Linked DNA regions of Homo sapiens: region 2 is linked to region 1. A link is a loop called in an ENCODE intact Hi-C map of the cell type or tissue named here. Cell type or tissue: OCI-LY7. All regions are shown on one strand. Each heading gives the region's core, and the rest is flanking DNA. Links, peaks and the distances in the headings are about the cores only.

What was found. A loop is a pair of places that touch in the nucleus more often than their neighbours do. Peaks named below come from ENCODE experiments on the same cell type or tissue, not always from the same donor. Only the 100,000 strongest peaks of a DNase experiment are listed, where the experiment ranks them.
Region 2: a loop joins it to region 1, with 4 times the contacts of the local background. A loop is called at or near these places in 1 of 110 quality-filtered maps.

The regions. Positions count from the first base shown.
Region 1 is chr9:93,256,794-93,264,798 of GRCh38, reverse strand. It overlaps WNK2 (WNK lysine deficient protein kinase 2), which reads right to left. Exons shown (of 30, transcript NM_006648.4): 11 at 7,660-7,851; 12 at 5,185-5,868; 13 at 2,692-2,985; 14 at 2,080-2,129; 15 at 1,065-1,233; 16 at 766-882. Among named protein-coding and RNA genes, the nearest start is that of WNK2, 77 kb to the right of the region's middle. RefSeq lists an enhancer at 1,262-1,930. In OCI-LY7, for the core only: CTCF peaks have their summits at 1,466, 3,229 and 3,428 (motif pointing left); DNase peaks (open chromatin) are centred at 1,398, 2,470 and 3,388; H3K27ac peaks cover 2,923 bases.
Region 2 is chr9:92,726,583-92,734,587 of GRCh38, reverse strand. It overlaps BICD2 (BICD cargo adaptor 2), which reads left to right. Exons shown (of 7, transcript NM_001003800.2): 2 at 5,352-5,564. Among named protein-coding and RNA genes, the nearest start is that of BICD2, 34 kb to the left of the region's middle. RefSeq lists enhancers at 5,251-5,490, 5,160-5,999. In OCI-LY7, for the core only: CTCF peaks have their summits at 4,809 and 5,017 (motif pointing left); DNase peaks (open chromatin) are centred at 5,117 and 5,607; H3K4me3 peaks cover 2,765 bases; H3K27ac peaks cover 4,962 bases.

The DNA.
Region 1 (8,005 bases), core at 1,169-6,168:
CGCTACAACACTGTCCAGTGTGCTGCTGGCCCCTTTAGGACCTGGCTCCCTAAACCTCACTGATGCAGGAATAATGGTCTGGGGAGAATGTTCTCCTGGGAGGCAGTCACGGATGCACCAGGAAATTTGAGGACCACATGTACATCCTTTCCATGTTTCTTCGTGCGTGCTTTCAGCTGGAGAGTTTCTGAGGGCCCGAAAACGATCCCCACTCCTAGCCTGGCTCAGGTGCTGGGGACCACAGGTGTGGGGCTGTGAAGGCCTACAAGGTGCTCATGGACTCAGGTTGGTCTGCACAGGCAGGGAGGGGTGGCTCCAGAGGGAGATGCAGGCAGAGCTGGGTGGGCACATGGGACATGGGTCAGGGCTCAGAGCCCGCACTCCAGCTGGGGAGGCTGGAGGAAGCTCTAAGCAAGGACCACAGGACATCAGACTCCGGGATGCCCTCCCGTGCCTCACTCAAGGAACCTACCCACAAGGCTTCCTTTTATTTGGAGGAAGGGCTCAGATGCTCCAGAAGCCCTCAGGGAGCAGCATCTTAGAATGGTTAGAACATCCTTCAAGCTGTTCTTCCAAACCCAAGGGGTTTCCGCCCAGTGTGGGGAAGAGCCCGAGGCGTAAAAGGTCAGCACTGTCCCGAAAAGCCCCTGGGCCAACCGACACCTCCACACAAGGCCAGGCTCGACATGTGACCTGTGGCGCTCTGCTCAGGCCCACACGTGTCCAAGAAACACCGGGAGCCAAGCCACCCAGACCCAGCCTCACCATATACGTGGCAATTTCATCGGGTGCGTCCCCGTCCAAGTCGAACTTGAAGGTCACCATCTTGTGGTTGTGCGTCTCCAGCTGGCACTCCACCATCTTGTCCCCAGTGTTGCACACCTGGAAGGGGCAGCATCAGCACCCACCACGGGCGTACCCACACGTGCACCCGCCACACCCCCACACACCCCCAAGTACCCCTCCCCCCCACCCCCACCACACCCCCGCCACGGCCCCACCCCCACCACACCCCCACCATGCCCCCACCCCCACCACACCCCCGCCACGCCCCGCCCACTCACGTTCAAGATGGTAAGCCGGGGCCGGCTGGCCCTCTCCTGCCGGGAGCGCGCACGCGTGGACCTGCGGTGGTGTTTTCGGGCTGCCCTGCCCTCCAGCCTGCCCCCTCCAAAGGCGCCTTCACAGCTGTCACTCAGCTCTTTTCCAGAAGTGACATCAGAACCTCCATAGCTGAGCAAAACCCAAGAACATTAATGGCACCAAAGGACAACCAGCACGTCGGCAATGGCGGGGAAAGTCAGCTTATCTGGAACAGTCTGGAGTCTCCAGGGCCCAAATCTGTGACCTACAGAGGCAGCCCGTCCTGTGCGAATACCCCAAGCCTGCTTCTGGGCCCTCACCCAGCTCCCTGCTGCACCCAAGTGGCACGGGCAGAAGGAAGCACAGGCTTCCTAGCTACTAGCTGCGTTACCTTGATCCTCTCAGTCTCCTGACCTGCGAATCAGCCCCTGTGCCTCAGTTTCCCCATCTGTGCTACAGCAACAGAAACACACCCACCACTGTTGTGAGGCCAATCCGTTTTGCAGTTTGCAAAATGCCAAGCCCAGGCAGTGCCCAGCACCCCAGGAGGGTGGAACAAATGGTCACAGTTCAAATAAGGACACGGTTCATTTCCTGAAACACCTGTGTCCACAGCCCAGGAGGCCAGGAAACCCAGGATCGGGGCTGGATTCAGCCCTGTACACAGGGGGCCACCCTCCCAGCCCCCTCCTAGTCTCTGGGCACTGCCAACTCCGCCCATAGCCTCTCCGTTCTGGAACATTCTCAGCACTGCAAACCAGAGCAGAGACCCAGAGCCCAGCCAGGGGCCTCTGGCTACCAAACTCCAACAACAGCTGGCAAGACCCAGAGAGGAGGGCCCTGAGGCTCCACCAGGTCAGGTTTGAAAAACCCCTAATGGCATCAGGGCAAACTATAGTGGGTTCCAGGGGAAGCAGCAGCAGGAGCCAGGCTGAGTGGCTGTACAGGCCTGCGCCCCTACACCCGTCCTGCGAGGTCGAGGCTGGGCCACACTACCTCTCACAGCTCTGCGGGAGGCCGGGCGGCTTGTCCTGTGAGGCCTGCTCCTGAAATAAACACCCGGAGAAAAGAGAACAGGTCATGCGGACTCCCGCCTCCCTGTGGGCACAGCCACGCATAGTCAGCTCTCCCTCCCCACTTCCTCAGCCCAGCCTGCCCCGCTGCGTTCTCCTGCTCTCTTCTGCAGCCAGGTGGGTACGACCCAGGGGGCGTCACAATGGGAGCAGGCATAGAGGTTTTTATCTTGTTGAAACGCTTGGACCCGAGTGTATTCATAAAAGCTGGGAGCCACTTCCTTTCCAAAAATGTTAACCCACTTTGATCATCCCTCAAAGAGGACACACTGGTGCTATGAAAGCTTTTCACAGTCTCTTGCATCCTGTCCCAGGGAAAGCATCCTCTAAACCTGTATCTATAAAAATCACACCCTCTGTCTTGATGTGGCTTACAGAAAGTGTGAAATCTAGGGAGAGGTGAGAACAGAACCTGGGTGGCTGTCCCAGAGCTAAGCAACCCCGACCTCTAGGACTAAGACCCCAGGTCACTATGCAGATCCCCGGTGGCCGCAACTGCCCAGTCATGGGACAGGCTGGGGGGAGGGGCACACACCTCTTGGACTGGTTCCACCGTCAGCTGGACAGTTGGGCAAGGGCTGGCGATCCCGGGCCCGCCAGGCAGCGGTGGGTTTGCTGGTGGCAGAAGTGTGGCAGTCTGGGTGGGCACACTCTGCACAGAGGCAGACACCGTGGCCAGGGAGCTGGGGAACTGAGGCAGGAGCTCAGGGGCGGCAGGCAGCAGCACTTCCGGCAGAGGCGGCGAGAGGACCGCAGCCGGTGGCACAGGCACGGTGGGGACCTGAGCGGCGACGTCCACAGCATAGGGAGCTGGGTGGCCAAGCAGAATCTGGGGGCACAGGGGACAAGGTGCAAGTCAGGGCCGGCGCTGCCTTCACTGAGGGGGCCGTGCCCAGGTGTGTCTGGGAATACCCAGGCCGAGATGGGAACACCCCTCTCCAGACCACACCCTCCCCAAGGGGAGTCCCTGTCTCAGAGCACATTTAGCAGATGGAGTGAGCAGAAACAAACAGGAATGGTCATTCTCACACCCCTTTCTGTGGAAGAGTCTACTTGTGTGCAAAGGCCAGGAACGGGGCTCCGTCTATGAACCTGCCAAGCTTGGTTGAAGGGTCAGAGAACAGGACACACAGCATCAAAGCCAGGCCCCCACCACCCACTGGGGCCTGCGGCAGCCTGCCCCATCTGGCCCCCGGTCAGAGTGTGCATAGGGCCTCAGAGCGCGCACTGACACCTGCCGCCTCCTGGAGGGCGACTGCGGCTTAGGCTTGGCTTTCTCACTGTTCTCGTCTCTCTCTAAAAGCTCCTTGGCAGTAAAAGGTAAGACAAGTGGGGAAGGAGGAACCATGGATTGGAAAGTGCAAGTACCCTCTGTCTTCTGCCCCCATTTTGGAGTTGAGAAGGCTGAAATTTTAGAGAAACTTCTCACCTCTCAGGGCTGGAAGGAACAGCCACATTCACTGGGCCTGCTGGCCCTGAGACCCTCTGTTGGCAGCCAGTGGCAGGGTCAGAAATACCAAGCCCCAGCCTAGCAGGTAACCACTTCCCTCCCGGACAGACAAGACACCCCAGCTGCTGCATTCAGGGTACCCCATGGGGTGGCCAGCCCAGCTCATCAACAGACTTCTGGACCCTTCCCCAGCCAAACAGCAGGGACAGCCACTGAGTCTGGCAGTGACCCTCACATGTCACAAGGCACCCCTCTGTAGCCACTAACTGTGCCCAGAAAGGCTCTTCAGGTAGGAAAGCCCAGACAGCAAGGTCCCCCTCCTGCTCCCTGGTGTGGCCCTCGGCCTTCTGATAAACAGACCTGACTGCAAACCAGCGGGCTCTGAGCTGCCGCTGAAACCTGCTGGGACCAACAGCACTTACTCGGGTGGGCCACAGGACGGATGCGATTCTTCCCACTCACTGTCTAATCAAACACCACCCTGCTATCCAATATGTACCATCCCTTCCTTCTCTATGCACAAAGCCCTCTGGAGATAAGACAGCAAGAAGTGATGGCCAGGAGGAACGGCTCACGGTGGGGCAGCTTACTCCAGTCTGGATTCAGCACTAACGGAGCTGGGGGGCACCTGGCACCAGGGATGCTCCACCCCAGGCCCCTTCACATTAGGACCATGCCAGCTGCTTTCCTGCGGAGGCTGAGGCTCAAAAGGCAGGGCTGTGCCACAGTTACAGGGCTGACAGGGCTCAGAGCTGGGGTAAGGCCAGGTAGGAGGAGGTCAGGTAAGGAGGCCCAGGTGGGAAAATGCCAGGAAGGATGGGACCCAGATAAGGAGGCCCAAGTGCGAGAGTGCCCAGGTGGGAAGGCTCCCATACTAGCCCCTCTCACCTCACTCGAGTTTGAACAGAATAGTCTGCAAGCCCCAAAACATGAGTGGACTGTGTAGGGGTGTGGATCCCTGTGGGAAGGCCTCCCACCAGCAGGGCACATATCATGTGTTCCAGAGCGCCCCTTCACAGCCAGCCAGCATGCTGCCACGAGGTATCCGCCTGACCTGACATCAGGACATGGCCCCGGGTCCCACCATAACCACCCTTGCAGCCAGCAGTGCCATCTGCCCCCAGCCCCTGCCCCGCTATCGGCCTCACTTCCTTGCCCTCCCTAAGATGGGGTTGTCACCCTGCCTCATCCTGACAAGATGCTCTTTGAAGGGTGGACCTCAGACAGACAACCTGTGCCCCAACGCAAGCCACACCAAGGCTGCCAGACCAGGCCTGGGTGAGGGCAGGTACAAAGATACCACAAGAGCAGGGGCCACAGAGCCATGGGAAGGTAGGGACACAGAACCTATCAGGCACGGACTCCTGCATCTCCTGACCCATTCGGAAAACGGAAGAGATGCAGATGCCTCGCGCTGGCGCCAGCCCCCGCCTCCCTCAGCCTCACACACATCTCTTCCTGAGAGGGGCGACCCCAGGCAGGGCTGCCTCCTTGCCTGCCTCTGTCCTCCTTTGCATCTCTGGGTCCTGAGGGTCCCCAGACGCTGGGAGGGTGAGCCCCTGCCCAGCAGGTGATTACCTGGCTCCCTGGTGTAGCAGCTGGAGCAGCTTGTTCAGGAAGGTGGGGCTGGAGGGGCTCAGGGCGCACAGGCAGTGCCGGCTGCGGGGGCAGCACAGGTTGTGGGGGCAGCATGGGTTGCGGGGGCAGCACAGGTTGAGGGGGCCGTGTGGGTTGCGGGGGCAACACAGGTTGAGGGGGCAGCGTGGGTTGCGGGGGCAGCACGGGTTGTGGGGGCAGTGTGGGTTGTGGAGGCAGTGCCGGCTGTGGAGGGGTGGCCCTCATATTCTGCACCGTGTGATGGGGGGAAGGAGGGACGTCAGTAGGCGCCATCTGTGGGAAGGCCGCTGGGTACACAGGTTGGCCTGGGAGCTGGGCCACGGCAGAATGAATGGACAGGGCAGCCACGCCCGGTGGGGCTACGGCCAGCAGGGGGATAGTGGCCGGTGCATTTGGCACAATGGTCCGGCAGGGCATGGCCAGGGGCGCCCCAGGGGGGTGGGGCAGCTTCACAGCCTGCAGAGGCAAGGCTGGGGACGCAGGGGGGAGTGGGGCAGCGAGGCTCGGCAAGATCACGGCTGGAGAGAAATACTGAGGTGGTGGCACGGGAGGCACAGTCGCGGTCGGCAGGTCTGGGAGGGCCGGAGGGAGGCCGTCGATTCCCGCCAGGGGCGTGATGGGGGGCACAACAGGAATCGGGGGCATCTGAAAGAGACACAGGAGTGTGTCAGTGTGGGCCCCAACCAGGGTCCCTGCCCACAGCACTTGCATGCAAGGACAGCCACAGTCATTGGGGACGAGGGGACACGGGATGAAGACAGCATGACCCTTTCCCTCCGAGACACCTTTGTGTAGCTGCTGTTGAAGGGAACCCAAAGATAAACCCAACAGGTGCAGAAATCTCAACCATGTAAAGCTCTTCAAATAGAAAAGGAAAGTTGGCAGGCTGGGAATGACCTGCTCGATCACCCCTGGTCCAGCGCAGGGAGGCCTCCCTGTGTCCACACTCACGACAGCCATGCTGGGGGCTCTGAGGGAGTCAGGGGCAGCTCACATAGTGTGAGCAGCAGGAGCAGTGACCACAGGTCATAGAGGAGTGACTTCAGAGCCCTGGAGCATTTTCATTCAGAATGGCTGGGACTGTCAGAGCCACCAGACTGGCCCTGAGCATCTGAAATCACCTTAGCCTGATCCCTGCAACATGCACAAATTCAAGTTGAAACCTGACTTTTCAGAGGGTTCTCAGAGAAAGCAAATCTTTGAGCCACCTTGGCTGGCTCAGGGGACACCCCTATCCTGTCCAGCCTTGCCACACCAGGAACTCCCGAAACCTTGCCTGTATCTTCTCTTCTCAGCATTACATGTGCCTCCTGGGGGTGGCTGACACCCGGCCACATGGACATAGCACTTCCATCTTTGACAGCCTTCTCGTGCATGCTGGTGTGTGTCACCTGGCCTACACCTCCATGTAATCAAGAGGCAGCAAAAATGCACATGGACTCCTGTCTGTCTGAACGAGCAAGATAACGATTTCACTAGACCCTGAAGCTGCCTAACGTCCTATGGTGACATCTGGGCCTGAGCAGGGTGAGACAACACAAAAGAATCTTCCAGGTGGGGCTCGTGAATCACAGGAACACTCACTTGCCCCATCTTTAGAGTGAAGCACACTTCCAGTCTTATCACTGATCAGCCTGTCCGGGTCACCGAAGCCCTCGGGAGTACCTAGAATCCTCCATGCCATTTACCTGGGCAATGGTGCCCTGGCCCCGGCTACATTCTGCACCAGTTACATGCAGTCAGGTCCCTCGAGTGAAAGACAGTGTACCCAGAGAAAGACAGCAGAAGTCACTTCAGCTGTGTGAGTCGAGCCTTGCTGGCTGGGCTTTCCTGCAGTCAGCAATGCCACAGGCTGGCTTTGGAACTCCGAGGAGCCACATGCCACACGGCCCTGGAGGAGCTCCACAGGAAGAACGCTCCTCTGAGGCAAACCTACCTGCTTTCTGTGCCAACCCAGCAACCACTTCAAGGACTGTCCACGACCTTGGACTAACAAACCTTTTCCTATCCTGGATGAGCCTGGGCACATGGGTAAGCTGAGGGCAGATGGGCACCTTGCTGGGAGGGTGCCAGGTGATGGGGTACTGGGCTGCCCGCCCTCCCTGAAGGACCCCAGGGAGGTCATGGCCTGGAAGGACCAAGAGCAGCCTGCCAGGTTGGTAGAGAAGGTGAGGCTGGAGGGCAGGAGACAGCAGCCAAGCCAGCCACCAAGGGACAAGTGGCTGGTTGTGTGGGACCCTGGAGCGTTCCTGGTGCATATGACTGTGCACACTGCCCAGCCCGGACTCCCCAGCCCAGCCCCAACTCCCTGGCCAGCCCAACCCCAGGTCACAGGTCACATGCACAGACAACCCCCTCTGTGGGTGTCCTAGTGCACCAGCCAGGGCCTGGCAAAGCGTGCGCCACCACTGACGGCAGCCATCAACCTAGAATTACCTGCGGAGGGACTTGAGCAAGCGGCTGCAGGGGCGCCTGTGGCATCTGGAGGGGCTTCAGCTGAGCGGGGGCCCCCACCTGGGAGGCTGGAGCCAGGTACGGTGGCAGGTGGGGGGGAACCGGCTGGAGGGGGACCACGGGCTGTGGGGCCAGGACCTGCGGCAGGGGTGTCGGCTGGGCCAGCGGAGGAGGCTAGAGGGAGAGAAGGTAGCTCCCCTTAGACCACCAATCTGCCCAGACAAGCGCACCCCACTGGTTACACATGACAGGATATCAACCCTCACCCTCACATGCACACGCACATGCTCACATTCACACATGCCTGCACACACACACTTGCACAGTC
Region 2 (8,005 bases), core at 2,072-7,071, 530 kb after region 1:
GAGTAACTCCAGCTGTCCTGGGTTGGGGGTGGGGGAGGTGGATTTTGTCTTCTCTCTTTTTTTTTTTTTTTTTTGAGACAGGGTCTAGCTCTATCACCCAGGCTGGAGTACAGTGGTGCGATCATGACTCACTGGAACCTCCGCTTCCCAGGTTCAAAGGATTCTTGTGCATCAGCCTCCCAAGTAGCTTGGGAATTACAGGTGCATGCCACCACACCTGGCTAATTTTTGTATTTTTAGTAGAGACGGGTTTTCACCATGTTGGCCAGGATGGTCTCGAACTCCTGGCCTCAAGTGATCTGCTTGCCTTGGCCTCCCACATTGCTGGGATTACAGGCATGAGCCACTGTGCCCAGCTGCCAACTATGCTAACTTCTAACAGCATAGATTAACTTCACTTATTCATGGAAGTTTATATATAAACAGAATCGCACAACATATACTCTTTTGTGTGTGGCTTTTTTCACTCAACATTGTTAGATTCATCTCTGTTATCTGTATAGCAGTAGTTTATTCATTTTTCATTTCTATATAGTATTATGTAAATAGTTACATAGTCACTGTTTATCTTTCTCCTGATGACAGATACTTGGGAACTCTGGTTTGAGCTTTTTTTTTTTTAAGACGGAGTCTTGCTCTGTTGCCCAGGCTGGAGTGCAGTGGCACGATCTCAGCTCACTGCAAGCTCCGCCTCCCGGGTTCACGCCATTCTCCTGCCTCAGCCTCCCCAGTAGCTGGGACTACGGGCGCCCGCCGCCACGCCTGGCTAATTTTTTGTATTTTTAGTAGAGACGGGGTTTCACTGTGTTAGCCAGGATGGTCTCGATCTCCTGACCTCGTGATCTGCCCGCCTCGGCCTCCCGAAGTGCTGGGATTACAAGCATGAGCCACCGCACCCAGCCTATCTTCTGAAAGTTTTATAGTTTTAGTTCTTATATTTAGGTATTTGATTCATTTTGAGTTAATTTTTGTGTATAATGTGAGGTAGGGGTTCAGCTTCATTATTTTGCATATATGTATCTACTTGCCCCAGCATCATTTGTTGAAAAACTTTTTTTTTTTTCCTCTGTCGTCCAGGTTGGAATACAGTGGCGTGATCTCGGTTCACTGCAACCTCTGCCTCCTGGGTTCAAACCATTCTCCTGCCTCAGCCTCCCAAGAAGCTGGGATTACAGGCACCCGCCACCACGCCCAGCTAATTTTTTTTTATTTTTAGTAGAGACGAGGTTTCACTATGTTGGCCAGGCTGGTCTCGAACTCCTGACCTCGTGATCTGCCCGCCTCGACCTTCCAAAGTGCTGGGATTACAAGCATGAGCCACCGTGCCTGGCCGAAAAACTATTCTTTGACATCAAATTATTTTTGTACCCTTGCCAAAAATCAATTGACCATATATATGAGGTTTTATTTCTGGACTCTATTCTATCCCGTTGGTCTCTGTATCTATCTTTACACTAGTACCACATTGTTTTGATCACTGTAGCTTTGTATTAAGTTTTGAAATTGTGAGTTCTCTCACGTTGTTATTCCCTTTCAATATTGTTTTAGCTCTTCTAGGCCCTTTGCAATTCCATATGAATTTGAAAATCACCTTTTCCATTTCTGCTAAAAAGGCTTTGGAATTTTGGTAGGGATTGCATTGAATTTCAAGTTAATTATCTTTTAAAGAGATTTAAATAAGAAAAATAAGTACTTTATATTTGCCTATTTAATTATCATTTCTTCCATGTAGATAAAGATTTCCATATGGTATTATTTTTCTTCTGCCTGAAGGATTTTATTTAGCATATCTTTAAATACCAATGCATATCTGCTGTTGATAAATTCTTTCAGCTTTTGTATCTCTAAAGTATTTCACCTCTATTTGTGAACAGTTTTCAGTGAGTATAGCATTCTAGTTAAGTTTTTTTGTTTTGTTGTTTAAAAGATGTTGTTCCACTATCTCCTGGCTTGTTAGAGAAATCAGCTGTCATTTATCTTTGCTCCTCTTGAGTCATGTATCCTTTTTCTTCTGGCTGATTTAAATATTTTTATTATATAATTGGTTTTAAACAATTTTATATTATGCCTTGGTGTAGTTTGCTTCATATTTCTTGTGCTTGGTGTTGACAAGCTGCTGATATCTGTGGGTTTATAATTTTCATCAAATTTGGAAAATTTTCAGCTATGATTTATTTCTTCAATTACTTTTTCTATTTTCCCCTTTTTCTCCTTTGGGTACTCCAATTACTCCTTACATAAGGCTTCTTGAAATTGTGTCATACTTCATACTTCACCAATGCTCTGTTTGAGTCTTGCTTTTGTCTTTTAGCCTTTTTTTCTCTGTGTTTCATTTTGGATAGTTTGCTGTGGTTTTTCAAGTTGACTGATCTTTTCTTCTGCATTGTTTTATCTGCTGTGAATCCCATCCACTGTACTTTTCGTCTCTAGAAGTTCTATCTGGATCTTTTTCTGTCTTCCTCATTTGTGCGCCTTTGCCTGCTCAGTGGTAAGTGACGGGATGCCAGCCAGTGGACCTCACCTGTTGGGAGATGGATGTTTTTGTATTCCTTCATGTGTTCTTGAGCTTTGTTCTGGGATGTAGTTAAGTGACTTGGAATCAGATTGATCCTTTCAGGTTTTGTCTTTATGCTTTGCTCTGTGGTATCAGAGCAGATTTAATCCAGACTAATTTTTTCAGGCCCTGGGAGTGCTCCCCAGCTGCCTGTGCATCAGGAGGGCTCTCCTCTGCTGTTGGGAGCAGGTACTGTTTTTGGCTGGTATAAATGGTGGGGATTGCTTTCTCTGCCCCCTCAGTGGTCCTTCAGTGACTTCTTCAGCTCTGTGCTCCCTGGTCCTCAGTGGAGATTCTGGCCCTGTGTGCAGGTCTGCCTAGCTTGGCTGCCCTGCTGCCATCTTCCGCCATCTTCCAGTCCCTCCTTGACAGGGTCTGCCACGCCTTGCCTCAGTCTCCCATTTTTCCATGGCTGGGAAGTTCTTTTGGTGGAGGGGGCTCCTGGAACTCCCCTCCTCCTGTCTCTCACTATCTAGTGCCCATGATGTGAAAACCACTGCTTATTATTTATTTATATTCTATCATTGCCTGGTTTTTTTCTTTTTCTTTTTTTTTTTTAAGTTTTCACACAGAAGGTAGTTCTAATTTCTGCAACAATCTCATCTTGGCTGTACGCGGAAGTCTGTATCTCAGTGTGTTTGAAAAGCTGCCCAGGAGTGTTTTGGGCCCCAGGCTGGGAGCTTAAGCAGAGGAAAAGATCCAGGGCTCAGGCCAGGAGGCTAGGACTTGAATGTCGTGTCATGGCATTTAGCTGTCATACCTGGAGGAAGCTTCTGAGGTGATGTCTGCATCCCCAGCTCCAGGCTCGTGGGTGTGTTCTGAGCAGCCATGTGTGCTGGACCCTTCATTTGGGTCCCTCCTGCTTGTCAGGAGGCCCAGATGGTCTGGCGCTGCCCATGCCGCCTGCAGCCGGCGGGCCCTTCACCCAATGAGGGACTTGGGGCCTGGCTGCCACTTGGGTGGGGAGCCTGCAGCTGGGGCCAATTCCATGTCCGGTTTCCCTTCTTGTGGCCCGGGGTGGCTGGCCAGGGTGGATGAGGTGCTGTGTAGACATTATGATTTGGACCTTCCTTGGGACTAGGATAAGGAAGAACAGAGCAGAAATCACAGAGCTGACCCGATTGCCTTGAAGAAAAGCGGACATCTTCCACGTAGTGGGTGTTGTGTTGATGGGTGGGGGCAGGTGAGCAAGACCCAGCCTCCTCAGGAGTGTGGGTGCCATAGACATCTGTGCATCCGCAGCAGGAGTGTCCATGTCAATCCCGAGTCCCCCCGTGCAGTCCCATTGCCAGCACCAGTCTTCCTGCTGGGCTGTGTTGTCCTGTTAGCCTTGTTTAGGGGTGTCCCCCGCAACACCACGAGACACACACACACAACACATACATCACAGCACATGTCACCACACCTGCCATAGCACATGTGTGCTCTTCCAGGCAGGATCCTGTGATCCTCACAGTGCTGTAAGATCAATCAGTCTGTCTTCCCCTTGAGTCCCCTGTTGGTCCCATGAGAGTCTATACTCAGACTAGACCCTGGTTTCTTTTACCAGTCTCCTGTTGGGACGAAATGAGTTACTCTTTGTTTTGATTTCTTGAAATTAGAAACTGTCCTGCTCAGTAACATCCTTATTCATGGTTTTTTACATTTTCCCTATTTTCTTGGACTGAATTCTTAGATTTAATATTAAATAGTAAATGAGTGAAAAATGCTCCTTTTTCTCTTTTAGGAAAACAAAGCCATCCGCTTTCAGTCACCTCTCTCTTGATCTTGTTTTCTGCCATGAGCCAGGATTAATGTAAAAAGATAAGGTCTTCTGCAAGAGCTCTGTGGTGGAGTGGCCAGTGAGACGGGCTGCTGGGGGTGACACACTGCGGCCCGTCTGCCCTCTACCCATGGAAGCCCTGTCCTGCCACGCCAGCTATGTGGGGGTAGTGGGCAGTGGGAGGGAAGGAGAGGGATGGCACCTGCTTGGAGGCTGGGCCACTCGCCTGGGGTGTACACGATGGGAGGCTGGCTGGCCTGGATTTTGGGGCATGGACATGACACAGCTGTCGACTCTCAGGTGCGTGGGCAGGTGGGCGTCCTGGGCTAGGTGAGCACCCCTTTCTGGTTGATCTCACCCATAAGGTCTCCTCCCTGAGCCCCAAGGCCCTGCACTTCTTTGCCACGTGCAGCCCCCGCGCCCCTTGTTCCTCACCCCTCTGGAACATGCTGGTATCTTGGCTTCTGAGCCAGGAACTGGGCAGAGTGGGTGGTACACTGTGCTGGCCTCTGTCTAGTTCTTACCATCACTGCCATCCTCGGGCCTGGGGCTCTGACTGCTCAGCCCAGGTCTCTCCCAGAAGGAGTGAAGGATGAGCCAGCATCAGGCAGCAGGATGGACAGACTCCCTCTGCCTTTCATATGTGGTGGCCGGCGTGCCATCTGGAGTGGGGAGAAGGTGGGGGCTGTGTGGGAGCTCCCTCTGCCGGCCCCCAGCTGCTGTCACACATGCCCACTGTAGCTCCCTGACTCCAGCACTTGTCTTGCCAGTGCAGACACTGTTCCTCAGAGACCAGGCTTTCTCTTATTTTGGTGAAGCAGATGAACCTTGGGTGCAGCTTGTTGCATTTGCATATGTGCACACCACAGTGCACGCCACAGATGCACCTCCCAGGTCAGGGGGCCTCCCTTCAGGCCCACAGTCCCCGTTGTTGTTGCTGTTGTTCTGCAGCATGAATGTCGCCTGTGAGCTGGGTCTCTATCCTTCGGCGCCCCTGGGAGGCCCACCTCACGAGTGTCTTGTCTTCTGATGCAGGCCTTTGGACAAGCACACACAAACCACAAGAAGGTGGCTGCTGACGGAGAGAGCCGGGAGGAGAGCCTGATCCAGGAGTCGGCCTCCAAGGAGCAGTACTACGTGCGGAAGGTGCTAGAGCTGCAGACGGAGCTGAAGCAGTTGCGCAATGTCCTCACCAACACGCAGTCGGAGAATGAGCGCCTGGCCTCTGTGGCCCAGGAGCTGAAGGAGGTGAGGGGGTGAGGAGGGGCCTAGTCTGTGGCTGCAGCAGTGCCACCAGTGTCACATAGCAGGTGTGCCTGGTGGGTGGCTGGGCTGGGCTGGCCTCTGGGGACGCTGCAGCTGGCTGGTCTGTCTTGCTTTCCTGGTCTCATCCTCCACTGCACTCCACTGCCACTGTCCTCCACGTGGCAGAAGGGAGAGAGATGGACCCACAAGTTCCACTGCCTCTGGCTTGCTTCTGTCTCACTCATGAAGCGAGTCCCATGAGCAAGTCCAGAGCAGAGGAGTGGTCAGTCAGGGAGGGGTGCAGTTAGCCCCTTGTGGAGGCTAAGGGCTGATGCCCATGGGGCACTCCTCGTCATTGGACTCCCCCCTGCCCTGGGAATGTTTTGTGTCACTCAGGGCCTGCACTGTGCCCAGCTGTAATAAGAACACAAACCCCAAATATTCCATGGAGACTCGAGGTAGGGTGTGCGTGTCTGAGAATTAGGGGTGGAGACCACCGCCAGTAGCCCCAGCTGCCACACCCCTGCCTTGTTCACAGCAGAGTGCCCGCAGGGAGGGTCTGGGTGGGTGGTCCCTGGCACCAGAGCCTGTTGGAGTCCTGGGTACCCATGGACAGCCATTGGTACATGGCACAGGCTCTACATCTGGAAATGGGACTGTGGTGTCCGTCCATGAATCCGTCCAAGTCCGTGCATGACTTGTGAACATGAAGTCAGAGGAACCAGCTTGGCTCTTGGGCCCTGATAGGGGCAAAGGCCACAGGACCAGCTGCTCATGGCCCTGACACTAAGGCCCTGGAGTTGTGGAGGACTGGGGAGCCCAGGGGAACGATGTGGCCAAAGCAGGATTTGGGAAGGTTGCTGTGGTGCCTGGAACCTGTGTAGTTTGAGCCCAGCAGGAGGAGGAGAGCCAGGAGTCTCCATCCACTGGGGCAGGTGGGAGGAGAGTCTCGCTGGCTTGAACAGGAGGCTCAGGGAAGGTTGAGTGAGCACCTGAGTGTCTTTTCTCACTGACTGGCACATATTTTAATTGAGCCCTGCCAGGGCCTCGGTGTCTGTGGAACCTGAGGAAACAGTGTGAGCAAAGCCTCATTCTCCTAGAAGGCATGTGGCAGATATCAGGGGAGAGCAGTACCCCGTGCCTGTCCCTGGGGCAGGGGCATGTTCACTGTGGTGCTGAGCCAAGGGCAGGAGGAGTGTCAGGAGAGTCCTGCAGGCCTGGGTGGGGCCCTGAAGGAGGCAGGGTCCAGCTTGGGTTTGGTGGCTACACGGGGAGTGGGCTGTGGGGACAAAAGTGAGGCTGAGACGACTGTCTTGGGGGCAAGAGGGGCCAGTGCCTTCTGAGGAAGGATGAGGCCCCATCACCAAGATGGAGGTGGGATGGTCCCTGGGGACTGCAAGTGGAGCTGGAAGTTGGCACGTGAGCTGCAGTCCTCCTGGCCGTGGCCTTTGAGGGTCAGCCCCAGGTTCTCATTGGGAATGGCTGGAGGAGTGGAGCATGGGTCGGTTGAGAATGGGCTGATACTGGCTTTGCCTTTCACTGAGCCTTGGGGCCTGGGCAAGGCCTTATCTTTAGTCCTGGCCTCAGTTTCCCCATCTGTAAACCGGCAGTCTCTGAAGCCCGTTGTAGAGGATGCCCCACAGGTCTTTCACCCCACATTGTGGGAGCACTTATGGACCCTTGTTCCTGACACAGGAGCACCACCCTCTGCAGCAGATAATCTTACGGGAGGTCAGCAGGGCATAGGCCCTGAGGGTATGCAGTGATTAGGGCTGCTGCTGTTGGCTTAGCATTCCAGTACTGAAGGATGCTGCCCTCGGGGTCAGCAGCGGAGTGAGGGGTCAGAGATCGCTGAGGCCCTAGGGGCCCAGGGAGGAGCTTGGCTTAGACTCAGGGTGGGGAGTCTCAGATCCTGAAGCGGCAGTACATGATCTCATTTCCTCTCACAAGGAGCCCTCTGGTCGGTGGGAGGAGGGGCTGTGTGTATGGAGAGATGTATCCTTGGCTGCCCCAGCTGCCATCTGTCTGGCCCGTCTATTCCTGAAAAGCGTGTGCAGGTGCTGTCTCCCCAGCCCAGCACATTCTGCCCCTTCTCTCTTCCAAGAGGCCTATCTCTGGTGGCAGAGGCCAAAGAGGGCTGGGTGACCCTGCTGGCTTCAGGTAAGACTGGAAATGAGCACAGCAAGTTAAAGATGCTGCAGGTCTTGTGGGGAAGAGAGGATTTCTGTGGTTCCTGTTTGTGCTTCAGGAGGAAATCCTGAGACTCCCTGCACACCCCTCAGCCTTCCCTGTCTCTCCTGAGGGTCCCCACCTTGGTCCCTGGGTCTGCTGTGTCCCCCATGACTGTGTCCCTGCCCTGGGTTGCTGCAGAGCTGTGGGAACCATCCCAGGTCTTCGCCTTGGGTACCTGGTTCGGGTGGAGCATCTCTAGGACTGACCTTGTC